Linked DNA regions of Homo sapiens: regions 1 and 2 are each linked to region 3. Evidence: chromatin loops called from intact Hi-C (ENCODE). Cell type or tissue: PC-9. All regions are shown on one strand.

Region 1 (2,500 bases), 130 kb before region 3:
AATGGTGTGAACCCAGGAGGCGGAGCTTGCAGTGAGCTGAGATCGCACCACTGCACTCCAGCCTGGGCGACAGTGAGACTCCATCTCAAAAAAAAAAAAAAAAAAAAAATTTGCTGGGCGCTGTGGCTTATGCCTGTAATCCCAGCTACTTGGGAGGCTGAGGCGGGAGAATCACTTGAACTCAGGAGGCAGAGGTTGTGGTGGGCCAAGATCACGCCATTGCACTCCAGTCTGGGCAACAAGAGCGAAACTCTGTCTCAAAACCAACAACAACAACAACAAAAAGTGATGTGTTAATATGTAAGGAGTTTATACTGCTATTTTAAAATAATTACATTTTTAATTTTTTAAAAATTTCATATTTTATTTATTTATTATTATTATTATTTTTTTGAGACAGAGTCTCACCCCGTTGCCTGGGCTGGAGTGCAGTGGTGCGATCTCATCTCACCGCAACCTCCACCTCACGGGTTCAAGTAATTATCATGCCTCAGCCTCCTAAGTAGCTGGGAATACAGGCACGCACCACCATGCTTGGCTAATTTTTGTATTTTTAGTACAGACGGGGGTTTTCCAAGAAGATTATGGAAAAAAGAATGATATGATATGGTGATTCTCCAACTTTCTGCTCTTGGGAACCCTTTACACTATTAAAGGGACTCCAAAGGGATTTGATTATGTAAATTAGAGCTATCTATATTCACTATATTCAAAATTAAAACTGAGTTGTTTTGTTTTGAGATGGAGTCTCACTCTGTCACCCAGGCTGGAGTGCAGTGGCACAATCCCGGCTCATTGCAACCTCTGCCTCCCAGGCTCAAGTGATTCTCGTGCCTCAGCCTCCTGAGCAGTTGAGATTCCAGGCACGCGCCACCACGTCTGGCTAATTTTTGTATTTTTAGTAGAGACGGGGTTTCTGCATGTTGGCCAGGCTGGTCTCGAACTCCCGCCCTAAAGTGATTGGCCCACCTTGGCCTCCCAAAGTGCTAGGATTACAGGCATGAGCTACCACGCCCCGCCGATAATTAAAACTGGAGCGGTGGCCCATGCCTGTAATCCCAGCACTTTGGGAGGCCAAGGCAAGCCAATCACTTGAGGTCAGGAGTTCGAGACCAGCCTGGCCAACGTGGGGAAACCCCATCTCTACTAAAAATACCAAAATTAGCCTGCCATGGTGGCACGCACCTGTAATCCCAGCTACTCGAGAGGCTGAGGCATGAGAATTGCTTGAACCCTGGAAGTGGAAGTTGCAGTGAGCCAAGATGGGCCATTGCACTCCAGCCTGGGCAACTCCATCTCAAAAAAAAAAAAAAAAAAGGAAAAGAAAAAAGAAACACATGGGGGCGCTCTCGCCACAAACTGCAGAGAAAAATGATCTTAAAACCAAGGACATTGGAGGGCCTTGGATGCCTGGGTGGCTGCTATTACAACACTTTTCTGATCACATTGTCACCAATTCTGGTCTTTCCCCTTAGGTTACAGGTAGTGATAGGGATGGTTGGGAAATGTAGCTAATTTCACCTTCCTGTAAGCTTTGTTTTCCATGAATTATTTTGCATCTTGGTGTATTGATGTAATTTCTTGGCTATAACTCCCACAAGTTCATAAAAGGTAATGTGAGGCCCTATGACACCCATCTCTGGCCTTTCAGGCTATGCTTCTGAAAGCATCTGTGGAGTGTTGGGAAGGAAACTGGCTTTGGCATCCAAAGACTAGGCACCAGGTCTCAGCTTCACCACTTCCTGGCTGTGTGACCTTTCACCTCTCTGAGCCTCATTATCTCACCACTAAGAGAAGGACGGTAATAGCTGCCCTCACAGAATTATTGTGAAGAGCAGATGAGCAGTAAAATGGCTTTGTCAACTGTAAAGTACTGTAGGAAGGTCTATATTTGTTATGACACTGGCCTGTGGAAATATGTAAATAAGTAAATATCTAATATGTGGTTTTTAAAGATGCTGATTCTTTGCTGTCCTAATTCCCTATTGTTGCAGAAATTTCATTTTACCTCTCAAGAGGTTTTTCTGGTATCTGGACTTTAAAAAATACAGGGCTGAGCTTTTGGCCAGGGTGATGTTGGTAGTGACCCGATTGTCTGGAAAGTCTTTCTGTGCACCAGCCCGTTAGAGTGCCAGAAATCCCACCATTGGCAATCTGCTGCTTTACATTCTTCTTATAAAACATCAACATCTCCTCTTCTTCTTTTCTTTCTTCCCTCCTTCCAAAGCCTTTTCCACTGGCTTGCTGATTCCTTAAATTCTACTTTCAGATCACTGAGTGATCTTGGCTCACTGCAACCTCCACCTCCAGGGTTCAATCAATTCTCCTGCCTCAGCCTCCCAAGTAGCTGGGATTACAGGCGCCTGCCACCATGGCTGGTGAATTTTTTTATTTTGCATTTTATTAGAGATGGGGTCACCATGTCGGCCAGGCTGGTTTCAAACTCCTGACCTCAAGTGATCCGGCTGCCTCGGCCTTCCCAAGTGCCAGGATCACAGGC
Region 2 (2,500 bases), 380 kb before region 3:
GCTGGAGTGCAGTGGCACAATCTTGGCTCACCGCAAGCTCCGCCTCCCAGGTTCCTGCCATTCTCCTGCCACAGCCTCCCGAGTAGCTGGGACTACAGGCGCCCACCACCAAGCCCGGCTAATTTTTGTATTTTTTAGTAGAGACAGGGTTTCACCATGTTAGCCAGGATGGTCTCGATCTCCTGACCTCGTGATCCGCCCGCCTCGGCCTCCCAGAGTGCTGGGATTACAGGCATAAACCACCGTGCCCGGCGGATGGAGAGTAGATTTTAAGTGTTCTCACCACAAAAATAAGTATATGAGGTAATGCATATGCTAATTGGTTCAATTTAGCCATTCTACAATGTATATGTATATTACAAAACATCACATTGTACATGTTAAATGTATACAATTTTTGACAATTCTAAAAAATTAATTAATTTTAAAAGGAATACTGTATAGCAGGGTTTAAAAGGCAAAACATAACAACAGTTTTGGTGAAAATATGTTATCCCATATGATTGCAGACACATTTTGTTTTATTTTCCCAAGTTAATTCAGGGACCAACATTTACACTGAAAACTGAATAATCTTTTTTTTTTTTCTTTTCCTCCATCGCCCAAGCTGGAGTGCAGTGGTGCAGATCATGGCTCATTGCAGCCTTGACCTCCTGGGCTCACATGACCCTCCTGCCTCAGCCTCCTGAGTAGCTGTGAGTACAGGCATACATCACCATGCCCAGCTAATTTTTTATTTTTTGTAGAGACAGGGTCTCGCTATGTTGCCTGGGCTGGTCTCGAACTCCTGGGCTCAAGCAATCCTTCCTTCCTCCTCGGTCTCCCACAGGCCTGGGATTACGGACATGAGCCACCATGCCTGGCTTTGAACCATCTTAGGGTCAGTTGGTTCAGACAGTGCAAAGACTGCTTCCCTGTGGCCTGACAGGAAAAGTATACCTCTCGGGAATGTTCCTCCTCAGATCAGACCCTCAATATGACAGCACTCGGCCCCAGCATGGGGTAGATCCATCCTGTAGATGGCGGCATCTCACAGTACAAGGGCTGCTGAGGCCAGCTCTACCCAAGGAGCTGAGAAAACCGCCTCCTAAACCCTCACCTACAATTGCTCCTGGCCCTCCCAGGGCAAAAAGAGAACAGACTTCCCCTGTGGGCCCCATCAGCCCTGCCCAGGGGACTGAGAGATCATGGAGCTTCCTTATTGATTCTCTTGTCCAGTGCTGCCCATAGGGAGTCCAAGGACCGACAGCATCTGCTTCCCCTGGGAATTAGTTAGAAATGCAGATTCTTGGGCCCCATCCCAGAATACTGAATCAGAATCTCTGGGAGTGGGGCCCAGCAATCTGTGTTTTGGGGTTTTGTTTTTCAAGTCAAGGTTCTCTCTCTGTCACCCAGCCTGGAGTGCAGTAGCATAATCAGAGCTCACTATAACCTCAAACTCCTGAGTTCAGGCAAGACCTCCTCCCGCCTCAGCCTCCCAGAATGCTGGGATTACGGGCATGAGCCTCCTCACCCGGCCCCAATCTGTGTTTTAACAGGCCCTGTGGGTGACTTCCATGCACTCAGGCGTTTCAGGGGCACCTGTTATCTCCAACTTCCTCATTTTAGGAATGGAGAAATTGAGAACAGATACAGGAAGCAACTTGTTGGTCAGCCAGGCAATGGCAGAGACCACACAAAAACTCCGCTTCCCAGCGTTCCTTCCACTTGAACTTTCAGTAACTTCCTTTCTTTCTTCCTTCGTTCATTCATTCCTTCACTCATTCATGCCTTCCACCTCCAATTACATGCTTTGGGCTGCAATGGAGGACCAGGCGTTTGGGGACAGCCTCACCCTTCTTCCCCATGTGGGGCTTTCTCAAGGCCAGAGGTCTAGGATTCAGGATTGTGGAAGCATCTGCTAGATCTCTTCCAGCTCACCCCTGGGTCTCCAATTCCAGCCCAGATAGGAGTCTGATGTAGGCTGCAGGCGGGCCCCACTCCCCAGCTCCTTCTGGTCTTCTTTTCCTCTTTCTTGGCACCTGGGGCTCTCTGTCCCATTCCTCACTGCCAATGTCTTGCTCTTGGGAGAGATGCAAGGGCTGGAGGCTGTTACTGTTCCATTTCCCAAAGGGATGAATGATCAAATTAAAGGCCCTTCCCAGCAATGGCTTTGCGCTGAAGGAGCCAGGACTAGGTCCAGACCAGGGTTCGCAAGTTAGCATCTTGAGCTGGATAATTCCTTGCTGTAGGGCTGTCCTGTGCATTGCAGAATGGTTAGCAGCATTCCTGGCCTCTCCCTAGCAGATGTCAGTAGAATTCCTCCACCAGGTTGTGACAACCAAAAATGTCTCCAGATATTGCCAAGTGTCCCCTCTGGGTGGTGTTGCCAGATAAGACAGAGAATGCCTGGTTACATTCTTTTTTTTCTTTTTCTTTTTTCTTTTTTTTTTTTTTTTGAGACAGAGTCTCACTCTGGAGCCCAAGCTGGAGTGCAGTAAGGCGATCTCGGCTCCCTGCA
Region 3 (2,500 bases):
ATTTTTTGTAATTTTAGTAGAGACGGGGTTTCACCATGTTAGCCAGGATGGTCTCCATCTCCTGACCTCGTGATCCGCCCGCCTTGGCCTCCCAAAGTGCTAGGATTACAGGCATGTGAGCTGGATTCCTAATTTTGTCCCAGGTTTCTGTTCTCTTAGCCTGAGGAGTTAAAAATGCACCCTTTTAAAATTGAGTGCTGTTTAAGATCACGTGGGGGATATGGGGGTACACAGCATTCTCAATGATTTATTTATCTGGTTTAAGAAAGAAAAGAAGGAAGAAACTTCTATCTGAGAGCAGAACAGTTTTTTCTGGTGGAAGAGATGGAGAGAGACATGTGAAGCAGGGAGAACAGCATGGGCAATAGAGAGAGCTGAGAGGTCAGAGGGGAGTTAGGAAGAGTGTGTTGGATTAGAACGTAAGGGGGCCGGGTGCAGTGGCTCACACCTGTAATCCTAGCACTTTGAGAGGCCAAGGCAGGTGGATCATTTGAGGTCAGGAGTTCGAGACCAGCCTGGCCAACATGGTAAAAACTCGTCTCTACTAAGAATATAAAATTAGCTGGGCAGTAGTGGTGCGTGCCTGTAATCCCAGCTACTTGGGAGGCTGAGGCAGGAGAATCGCTTGAGCCTGGGAGGCAGAGGTTGCAATAAGCAGAGACTGTGCCACTGCACTTCAGCCAGGGTGAGAGGGTGAGAGCCTGTCTCAAAAAAAAAAAAAAAAAAAAAAAAAAACCTAAGGCCCATGTGTGAAGGGTCTGAAGATCGGAGGGACCTGGTGGTGGGGGTGGCTGGGCCGTGGTGGGGAGCTAGTTGCCAGACCTTGAACTAGAGAGAGACAAGGTCAGGTGTGTGTGTTAAAGAGATCCCTCAGGAAAACGAGGGAATAAACTGACAATTACAGGAATTATAGGGGCGGATCACGAGGTCAGGAGATCGAGACCATCCTGGCTAACATGGTGAAACCCCGTCTCTACTAAAAATGCAAAAGAAATTAGCCGGGTGTGGTGGCGGGCGCCTGTAGTCCCAGCTACACGGGAGGCTGAGGCAGGAGAATGGCGTGAACCCGGGAGGCGGAGCTTGCAGTGAGCCGAGATCGCGCCACGGGACTCCAGCCTGGGCGACAGAACGAGACTCCATCTCAAAAAAAAAAAAAAAAAAAGAAGAAGAAGGAATTATAGGTGGCATTTCCCCAAGAGACGCTAAGCAGCTCTGCTGGGACCTGACTCCCGCATGGGATGTCCCTCTTCCCGCATGGGATCACCTCCACGGGACCCAACATCTGTGAAAAGCATTCCCAGGGCCTACAAACATCTGGAAAGAATCTGGCCAGTCTAGTAGCCCTGTCCTCAGCGGGGCTGCTTCTTTCACATCCTGTTTCTCCTCCCCAAGCCCATAGCGGGTGAGTTACCTTGATGAGAAGATAAGACGCCTCGCAGGCTTTGGCAGGTGCCAGAGTTCACCTCTAGGTGGCAGCCTTCACCTTTCAGCCCCACCAGCTTCCAGCCAAAGGTCTGAGAGAAGGAAAAGGAACTAACGAAGACGCAGGGGGACCCACCAGGCGCCGCAGGCACATTTACTGAGCTGCAGAGCCACCATCTCAGGCGCACGTCATTCTCTCCACGTCACAACTGAGAGACGTGAAGTCACTGGTCCAAAGTCACACAGATGGGTGGCAATTGGCTTCTCTGAGCCTCATGTTCTTCATCTGTACAGAGACTGACCCATTCCCAGCAATCACTAATCTACTTTTTTTTTTTCCTGAGACAGAGTCTTGCTCTGTCACCCAGGCTGGAGTGCAGTGGCGTGATCTCGGCTCACTGCAGCCTCTACCTCCCGGGTTCATACAATTCTCCTGCCTCAGCCTCCCAAGTAGCTGGGATTACAGGCATGCGCTACCATGCCTGGCTAATTATTGTATTTTTAGTAGAGACATGGTTTCACCATGTTGGCCAGGCTGGTCTCGAACTCTTGACCTCAAGTGATCCACCCACCTCAGCCTTCCAAGGTGCTGGGATTACAGGTGCTGGGATTGAGCCACTGTGCCTGGCCTTTTTTTTTTCCGAGGCAAAGTCTCACTCTCGCCCAGGCTGGAGTGCAGTAGCACGATCTTGGCTCACTGCAACCTCCACCTCCCGGTTCAAGCGATTCTCCTGCCTCAGCCTCCCAAAGTGCTGGGATTACAGGTGCCTGCCACCACGCCCAGCTAATTTTTGTATTTTTAGTAGGGACGGAGTTTCACCATGTTGGCCAGGCTAGTCTCAAACTCCTGACCTTAGGTGATCTGCCCACCTCAGCCTCCCAAAGGGCTGGGATTACAGGCGTGAACCACCACGCCCAGCCCCACTAATCTACTTTTTGTTTCTATAGATTTATCTATTCTAGTCTGTAATCCCAGTACTTTGGGAGGCCGAGGTGGGCGGATCACCTGAGGTCAAGAGTTCAAGACCAGCCTGGCCAACAGGGTGAAACCCCATCTCTACTAAAAATACAAAAATTA

What was found. Hi-C counts contacts between places; a loop is a spot of excess contacts. Peaks named below come from ENCODE experiments on the same cell type or tissue, not always from the same donor. Only the 100,000 strongest peaks of a DNase experiment are listed, where the experiment ranks them.
Region 1: it touches region 3 in a loop (6-fold over the local background); 8 of 110 quality-filtered maps call a loop at or near these places.
Region 2: a loop joins it to region 3, with 12 times the contacts of the local background. A loop is called at or near these places in 6 of 110 quality-filtered maps.

What each region holds. Positions count from the first base shown.
Region 1 is chr1:23,664,282-23,666,781 of GRCh38, reverse strand. No RefSeq gene overlaps it. Among named protein-coding and RNA genes, the nearest start is that of RPL11, 26 kb to the left of the region's middle. In PC-9, a CTCF peak has its summit at 1,361; no DNase peak of the experiment used is centred here.
Region 2 is chr1:23,915,511-23,918,010 of GRCh38, reverse strand. No RefSeq gene overlaps it. Among named protein-coding and RNA genes, the nearest start is that of CNR2, 3.4 kb to the right of the region's middle. RefSeq lists an enhancer at 921-970. In PC-9, CTCF peaks have their summits at 805 and 1,005 (motif pointing right); a DNase peak (open chromatin) is centred at 1,040.
Region 3 is chr1:23,538,964-23,541,463 of GRCh38, reverse strand. LOC124903876 (a long non-coding RNA gene) reads right to left here and starts at 1,581. Exons shown (of 3, transcript XR_007065537.1): 1 at 1,412-1,581. RefSeq lists an enhancer at 1,333-1,627. In PC-9, a CTCF peak has its summit at 1,456 (motif pointing right); a DNase peak (open chromatin) is centred at 1,473; H3K4me3 peaks cover 264 bases.